Regions from separate parts of the Homo sapiens genome. Here region 1 is linked to region 2. Evidence: read pairs that join two places in POLR2A ChIA-PET (ENCODE). Cell type or tissue: endothelial cell of umbilical vein. All regions are shown on one strand. Each heading gives the region's core, and the rest is flanking DNA. Links, peaks and the distances in the headings are about the cores only.

Region 1 (4,395 bases), core at 150-4,149, 120 kb before region 2:
GATCACACATCTTCACAAATCTGGACTAAGAATGGTATTGGGATGGTAGGATAAGAATTGTAGTTTCAAATACAAGATTCCCATTCCCTAGAATCAAAAAAGTTATAAGAATCTTATAAATGCTACCCTAGCCATGAAGACCATTACCCTCATAAAATTCTATAAATGCAATGCAATAAACTTATCCTCTATTTTAGGGGACCCACAGAGTATCGTAAAGTCCAGGCATTTCTAGAGCTGTGGTACAATGTTTTCTCCTGCATACATGTTCAATATCGCTACAAAAATTACTGTGCTGCTCTGAAGACCTGTAGACCAGTGACAAAAATTCAGTAATTAGACCAATCTGTGGGGTCAAAGAAAAGAATGAGATTCTCGAGACTTATCTAAATAATATTTTTAAAAATATTTAAGACAAGCATCTACTTTCTGAAGCATTGTTACTGTCACTGCTGAAGACAGAAAGGCAAGAGCCAGCTGAAAAAGGGCGACGGTGGCCCCCCTTGTCATTTTCCGATTCTACAACACCTTCTGGCTCCAGTTTTTTGGATCCCCCTCCATTACTAAATCCCAATCTTCAATGGCCACTTGAGGTCAACTTCCACTGTACTTATCCTGGCCAGCTAGAAACAAAACGGGAGTGTCTGGGTGGGGCTGACAGTATGCACACTGGTCTATCTCCAGGCAAATCTCTGCTCTGGTGACCCCACTTCTACTCTATTTCTTTCTGTGAGGCACCTTGAGGATGGTACTTTACTGGTGGTTTTAATACTGCCAATCACAGTTAAGTGTTTATCTGCTCCAAACACATGTAAGCCCAAAAGAAAAGTAGGAAACCTGAAAGAACAGATGTAACAATCATGCTCAGTATTTAAGTATACATCTGAAAATTCCAGGAAGTAATGGGATTTCCCATCGATGACAACATTCATACTTTTGGGAGAAAACTATTACCAGTAAAGTTAGCAAAGAATTCTAACAATAGCTATCCCCTTGCTTTTAGCTATCCCTTGCTTCATACCTAGCCTAGTAAAGCTAGGTATGAAGTACATCTCTTATAAAAATCAGTGTTATTTACCTGGTATTAAACTGAAGAATGTTTACATTGAGCTTCAGGAGATGGAGGGGGAAAGGGAGAGTAACAAAATTGAAAATTTAAAGCAAGAAAATCAAGATGGTGTTCAGTTGCTTGAACATACAGGAATTTACCCAAACTTTCACCATTACCTATTACAGCACTCCCCTAACTGCTCTCTTTCCCAGGAGCCATGTCCTCACGAACCCAAGCACATACAATCAATTCTAGTTACTCCCACGGCAAGAGCTCCTTCAATTTTAATCCTACTCATTTGATTTTGATTTGACAGTCTCTCAGTAACCTGTACCACAATAAGATCACATTTTGTCAATAAAAGCACTCCATCTCAAACAGAACAACAGAACAGCAACAGCAACTGCTCGCATGCAGTAAGTACCTAGCAAGTGCCAATCACTAGCCCAAGCTATTGTGTCCTCATTTTGCCTGTAAAGACTAAATGGGATGATCCCATAGCCCCATGGACCACCATATAGAGATGGGGAAATCAAGGCACAGAGGGCTCACATCACTAGAATATGGTGGAGCCTGGCTTTGACTCCAGGCTCTCTGACTCCAGGACCTACCCTAGTCTAAACTGCTATAATACACTGCCCAAAAATGCCTAGGTTAAAGCTCCCATTTATGTAACACAAATTCATTCTAAATTCAATCATTTCATTAATCTACAAATTCTACATGCTACGTTTATATAAAATAAGGATGTGGATGTCTTTCAATCCCATATCTACTTCCAGAGAGTAGTACGTGAATGACATAAATGATAAAAATCAAGAAATGGTCTTCAGCCGTCGTGGTGGCTCCTGCCTGTAATCCCAGCACTTTGGGAGGCTGAGGCAGGTGGATCACTTGAGGTCGGAAGTTCAAGACCAGCCTGGCCAACATGGAGAAACCTCGTCTTTACTAAAAATACAAAAATTAGCCAGGCATGGTGGCACACACCTGTAGTCCCAGCTACTCTAATTGGGAGGCTGAGGCATGAGAATCGCTTGAGCCCTGGGAGGTGGAGTTTGCAGTGAGCCGACATCGCACCACTGCACTCCAGCCTGTGCAACAGAGTGAGACTCTGTCTCAAAAAAAAAAAAAAGAAAAGAAATGGTCTTCTTCAGTTGGACTCAACAGTGTAGACTAATGATTTACAGTGTTGCCAAGAACACTTGGCACATTCCCATCACACATTGTATTAATCTGTTGGTAATGGGAATGAGATAAGGAACACTCGAGCAAAGAGGTCAGCAGCAACGTTCAACACCCCAGATATGCTATTACAATCATCCAAATCATATTTTATAGTTAGAAGGCAAAGCGTCAAAAATCCCTTAAGTTAAAGCCAAAGACTTCCAAATAATTCAATTTCATTAGAGAATGAAGAGGAAAATTTCCTGCAGGTTAAAAAATTCTACTACATAAAGAATATATAGCATCAAAGAAAACCATGTTAAGAAAGATACTAAGATATGAAGCAGGTTCTCTAAAATTTCAACAATTTAGTTATTTTTTTTTTCTTTTCTGAGATGGAGTTTCACTCTTGTTGCCCAGGCTGGAATGCAATGTGGCAGTCTCAGCTCACTGCCACCTATGCCTCCCAGGTTCAAGCAATTCTCCTGCCTCAACCTCCCAAGTAGCTGGGATTACAGGCATGCGCCACCACACCTGGCTAATTTTGTATTTTTAGTAGAGACGGAGTTTCTCCATGTTGGTCAGGCTGGTCTCAAACTCCCAATCTCAGGTGATCCGCCCACCTCGGCCTTCCAAAATGCTGGGATTACAGGCGTGAGCCAACAGGCGTGAGCCAACAGGCGTGAGCCACCGCGCCCAGCCCAATTTAATTCTTTAAAAGCCAAGTTAACCTGCAGACCTGAAAAATTATTATTTTTAAGCCATTTAATTATAACCTAAAAAACAGCATACAAATTAATGCATATTGCTCACTATAGATAAAAATACTACAGACAGTTTATACTGGGCATTTAGAGATCTGAACAAGTAGTCTTTCTTGTTCAATTTTTCTCTTTTCAAATTAAAAAAAGAAAAACTTACAGACAAGCATCATCAATCATTAAGAGGGCCTGGTTCTGATATTATATGAGCTCTGTCAACCTTAATCAAATTGCTTGACAGATCGTAGATAAGTAATGACTTGCTTAGGTTAAGCAAGGCCAGAGTTTTCCTTCTGTAGTATATACATCTCCAGAGTGAAAATAAACAGCCTCACACCTCTTACTGGGAGCTGCACTCCACTGCTATTACAACTCAGTCTTCATTTCAACAGAGGAGGAGGAACATCTATTTTTCTTTCCTTCCTTCTCAATATGGTCATCAGAAGTCATCAAAGTCATTTTTAAACTATCCCATTAAACAGTTAATAATTATTTTAATCTACACCAATTAGCTATCATTAAATGCCAAAACATTTGTTTTGGCCTGCATTACACAGTGATATAAAACAAAACAGAAATAGTTAACAACTGACAAAAGCAATACTAAAGGAATCACTTAAAACTGCAAAGCCTGAATTCATGTTGTAACACATCCAAGAAATTGAAAAACAAATTTTGTTTCAATATAATCGGCCCCATTTTGGGTGCAGGGGCACCATGGAACAACAGTTAAAATAAGAGAAAGAGCATCCCAATTCAGATTTTGTATTCATTCTATAACCAAGACACAAATAACGAACTAAAACATCCTCCTCGTTAACTTCTTTACATATAATTGGAAAGGGCTTTCATACTTCATATTCAGCCAGGATGTACCGTTAAAGAATTTCTAAGCATCCAAGTATTCTGCCTGCTCTAAAGAAAAGCGTTAAAAAGCAAGGATCCCAGTGGCTAGGGGAAAAGAAAATGAAATGACTTCTTTAGAAGAACTTTAGAAGAATGAGTTTAAAAATATAAGATACCAGGGAGTCAATTTTACCTTAGGCAAAATGCGCTTCAATGTTTTCCATTAGGTCAATAGTATCTAGAATGCAGAGCTTGTGGTTTAGAAATGTCAAAGATCAAAAAAGCAAAAAAACAAAAAAAAAGCACCCTTAGAATTTAGCTATTTTAATCTATTCCTAAACACATACAACTGTGCAATTATAACCTAAAATAAACCTAAAAAGAAAGACTAAAGTTCCAAATAACACTTTTCTCCAACATGCGAAAGAGGTATTTTGAAGGACACCTAACTTTGAACTAGATTAAAACTTTTATATGATATCAATGCTCGATCATTTAGTCTTCATGATTTCCATTCTAACAAAGATTTTACAATCTCATACATTTCCTGTAAGTAGCAAACACACACACACA
Region 2 (4,395 bases), core at 206-4,205:
ATCAGGCCCTTGGGACGATCGGGGTGCCCTCCCCACAAATCCCCAGCTCTGTGTGACCCAGGACAAGTGGCCCAGCCTCACACAGGCAGATTCTGCTCAGATCAAAAGCAATCACGAGCACAGGGCCTCAGGGCGATGGGCAAGACATGGGACCCCAGGATTGCTACAGTGTTCACTCGGAGGAAGCAGGAGCCTGGCTAATTCCCCGCTCACTGGCAGACTTTTCCAGGGGCGGCACGGCCAAGAAACTTCAGGTCCCTGCCACGAGGAGTGCGGGGGAGCGCGGAGCAGCTCACAGGAATGGCATCTTATGCCTTCCAGAAAGAGTGAGATTGATGGCACTTTTCAGGCCTCAATGAATCACACTCCCATGTGACCGCCTTAGCCTCCTGGCAGCAGATGTACTCAGCAGTCACTGTCCTCAACAACAGCACGTTTCTCACACACCCAGATGCACACGCATTGGCCGAGGGTCTTCCCAGGAGGCACTCATGACCCAGCACCCGCGGCTTGAAGTGCACGTATGCAAACCGGCACAGCCCGTGCCTATGTCAGGCATAGCTGCGGCCAGCTGCAGCTCCTGAGACCCAGGCTGGGGCCCCAGGGCACAGAATGCCCAGCGGACCGCAGCTCGGACAAGTTCCCGGCCCCTCTGCCCTAACCCCTTCCCTGCAGAGAGAGTAGGCAGAGGGAGGGGCAGCCTGAGGGAGAAAACAAACTTCAGACTCATTATCCCCAGGCCCAATCTCTGCTCTCAGCACAAATAAAGGTCTCTAATCCGGAGTGAAAAGCAAACACAGCTCCCCTCTTCTCCCCCTGTCTCCTCCCATCAGGCTCGGGGCCCTGGCTCCTGTTTTCAATACAAATATTCAATTAAACTTTCCTAGAGGGTCCAGTAATTGGGTCCCAAAGGCAAAGGTTCCCATAGACAGAGTGAGACCCCGAGACAGTGAGACCCAAGAGGGGCAGACGTACCCGGCGACAGAGAGCAACAGGCAGACCGGGAGACCAGGCAGAGAATGGGAGGCCCCAGAGGGAGGGGTCTCAGATTTGCCCGGTAATCAGGAAACCCTTTCCTAGAGCTCTGTGCCCTCAAACTCTAGCTTCCTCTGAACTGCCCTGAGAGAGGAAATGAATCTTCAAGAACAGACCACAGGGCCCCAGGTGCGGTGGCTCACACCTGTAATCCCAATGCTGTGGGAGGCCGAGGTGGGCAGATCACCTGAGGTCAGGAGTTTGAGACCAGTCTGGGCAACATGGCGGAACTCTGTCTCTACAGAAAATTCAAAATGTAGCCAGGTGTGGCTACTCAGGAGGCCGAGGCAGGAGAATTGCTTGATCCTGGGGGATGGAGGTTGCAGTGAGCCAAGATCGCACCACTGCACTCTAGTCTGGGTGCCAGAGCAAGACTCCGTCTCAAAAATAAAATAAATAAATAAATAAAATAGACCAAGGGCCTGCAGCGATGTGCTTGTCCCCGTCACAGCCATCTTCTTCATCAGCAGCTCTTGTTCCATCAGCCCTGAGCCCTTCCAGGGCCAACAGCCTCTCCTAGCATTTACCACATTTAAATCAAAACACTATAGTCCAGCCCAGCACCAAATCCTTTTAAGACCTCTCCACCTTTGATCTGAATTGCTACTACTATAATCACTCCTTTTCCTGCAGTTGCTTAAATGGAATGGCCTCAAAAGCAGAAAAATTTTTCTACTCCTATGAAAAAACTGAGACCTGGAGAGGAGGAAAATCTGGCCCAAGGTCACCCTGCAAGTTAGCGCCTGAGCATGACCAGACCCCAAGGCTTCTGGTGCCCCGTAGATTATTTTTACCTGGTTACTGTCAGTCAAGCCTGGAGAGGGGATGTCTGAGTTCCAGCTCTAGCCCCATGACTGGTCAGCTGTAACACAAGGGAAAGAAACTCCATCCTCAGCAACTTCCACGGATCCATTTCCTTAATCAGAAACTTTCTCCTGCAAGCCCTGAGGACGCTTAAACACCTAAGACACCAGGATTCAATAAATTAAGAAATGGTCGGCTACAGTGGCTCACACCTGTAATCCCAGCACTTCGGGAGGCCAAGGTGGGAGGATCACTCAGAGCCAGGAGTTTGAGACCAGCCTAGGCAACACAGGGAGACCTGGCCTCTACAAACAAACAAACGAACAAAATAGCCAGATATGCCCTGTAGTCCCAGCTGCTTGGGAGGATCACTTGAGCCCAGGAGTTTGAGGCTGCAATGAGCTATGATCCATGCCACTGCACTCCAGCCTGGGTGACAGAATGAGACCCTGTCACGCCTCTTCGACCCCGCAAAAAAAAAAAAAAAAAAAAAAAGTAAGGAGACTGGATACAAGGTGACTTTTAAAACACAGGGAGGAAGTGAGGTTAGTAATTCATGCTCCCTTCTCTTCCTTTCCCTCCTTCCCTTGGTTCCATCTTAACAAGTCAAGTTACAAGCCAGGCTGGGGGGTGGAGTAGGGGACTAAAGAAGGAGCCCAGCTGGCCCTCCTAATTAAAAACCCTAAAGCTCTCTCGACAGATCTGCCTGACAGTGTGGGATTGACTCCCTTAGCCCAGCACGGGCTGCACCTGGAGGTCTCTGCTCATGACCTCTAGATGAAGGACAAGGTTGACTGGAAAAGGAAGAAGTGAGAGGAGGGGCGGGAGCCCCATCATCAGAGCAGGAGACAGACTCCTGGGCAGCTGGCTGGAGCTGGCGTGGGATCAACACCCTGGGATGGGGCCCCAGAGGGAACGGATGGGCCTGGGTGTTGGGGCCTCCGCTGAAGGGAGGTAACAGATTGATTTCAACTGGACTTTGCCTGGATTTCCTCGTCTCGTAACCCGCACTGGTTGGATGGACGGCTGTCTGGGGCCTCTTCGAAACCCAGTTTATCAAACCTTCCCCAAAATGTTAGGTCAGCATCTCAGGACCCAGTGACCCCAAATTTCAGAAAAACTTGAGGGTTACCATTCAGCCCAAACATGCTCATTCATGGTAACCCAAGCAGGCTGGAGGCCTCCGGGCAGGCAGGGCACAGGCTGCCCCCGACCAGAGCAAAAAGTCAGCGCGTGCAGTCGGCTGGGGGAGAGGGAGAGCAGTCTGGGAGATGCTCCTCATGGCAGGGAGCCCGGGAGGCAAGAGCCGAGCCAGGAGCTTCCAAGGGAGTCTGGCTTTGGGATTTACGAGTCTCTTGTTTCCATTCAGAAGGACTCTAGGCCTCAAGTGCTCTGGAGAGGATCGTTCCATGGAGCCAAGACACCAGGCGGAAGGGAAGCTGCTTCCTCACCAGGCACCATCCTGTCCTCTCTGAGGCCAGATTCGGGGCTCACTAACTCCTTTGTTGCAGGCCAGGGCTTAGAACTTCCCTTTCTATGATTTAGGGCAAAGGATGTGCAGGAGAGGGGAAGGCCATGTTTCCTTGGTCTTGAACTCAAGGAGGAGCGTCAAGTCCTTGAAAAGTATCAGTGAAGGCAGGAAGTGCCATGATTCTCATGCCGTCTGACTTCAGATTGGAAGTCACTATGCGTAACCTTAGTATCTTTCCAGGATCACTTTTCTCAGTTGTCCAGAAATCTCCACTGTGACCCAAATCGCGCTGGCAATTCCCCTCCTCCTGCAAGTCCCATGCTAGAATTTGGATGCCATGTAAGTCTTTGGTTTAGACCCCGTGTAAATCCTGAGGTTGGCATCAGATTGTCAGACAGAAGGGAACACTGAACTCTGTGTGGTGTCCAGCACAGGCCATGTGCAGACACTGCTGCTGCTGCTGATAATGATGATAATGGTGGTGATGATGATAATAATTTATCTTGAATTTGCTGGATAAGACTTTTGGTTATGGATCCTGCTTAGGGACAGTCCCAGGATGACTGGGATCAAAGAGATGAGATGAGAGAGACTCTAATGATCCATTCCACTGGGAAATGAGCTGGTTAGTGTAGAAAAGAAAAATCCTAGGAGGCTTGGACTAAAAGTAAAAACACTACTGAGATCATTTACAGGAGCAGAGAAAGAGCGAGAAAGAGGGAAATGGTGAAAGTGAGGGTGGGGGATTCATATGACCCCAGTCCTATCAGGGAAAGCAACGCTCTTGCTGGAGACTGTCTTTAAAGGAATAAGAATGCCCTGGAGGCGTTTGAAATCCATCTCACAGTCAACAGGCATTAGCAACTGCAAGATATTTACAGGAAGCTTTTCCTCCATGACAGAGAAAAATACTTGGAGGAAGAGGCAGGTAGATCCCCAAATTCTGTTTGTACGAGATGCCTCCACACCTTTTACACACCATTCCATCTGCCTAAATGCCCTGCCGTCCCAGATGTACCTGTTTTTTGCTTCCCACTTCCCTACTAAATTAGGTGGTCCTTCTCTATGCTCATAGGGTTATTGTG

Evidence for each region. Peaks named below come from ENCODE experiments on the same cell type or tissue, not always from the same donor. Only the 100,000 strongest peaks of a DNase experiment are listed, where the experiment ranks them.
Region 1: POLR2A ChIA-PET joins it to region 2 with 11 read pairs; 3 of 35 experiments call an interaction of 5 or more read pairs at or near these places.

Annotation. Positions count from the first base shown.
Region 1 is chr11:126,046,114-126,050,508 of GRCh38, forward strand. The region is part of intron 1 of CDON (cell adhesion associated, oncogene regulated); the gene reads right to left. Among named protein-coding and RNA genes, the nearest start is that of CDON, 15 kb to the right of the region's middle. In endothelial cell of umbilical vein, for the core only: no CTCF peak of the experiment used is centred there; DNase peaks (open chromatin) are centred at 868 and 2,278.
Region 2 is chr11:126,162,869-126,167,263 of GRCh38, forward strand. No RefSeq gene overlaps it. Among named protein-coding and RNA genes, the nearest start is that of RPUSD4, 47 kb to the right of the region's middle. In endothelial cell of umbilical vein, for the core only: no CTCF peak of the experiment used is centred there; no DNase peak of the experiment used is centred there.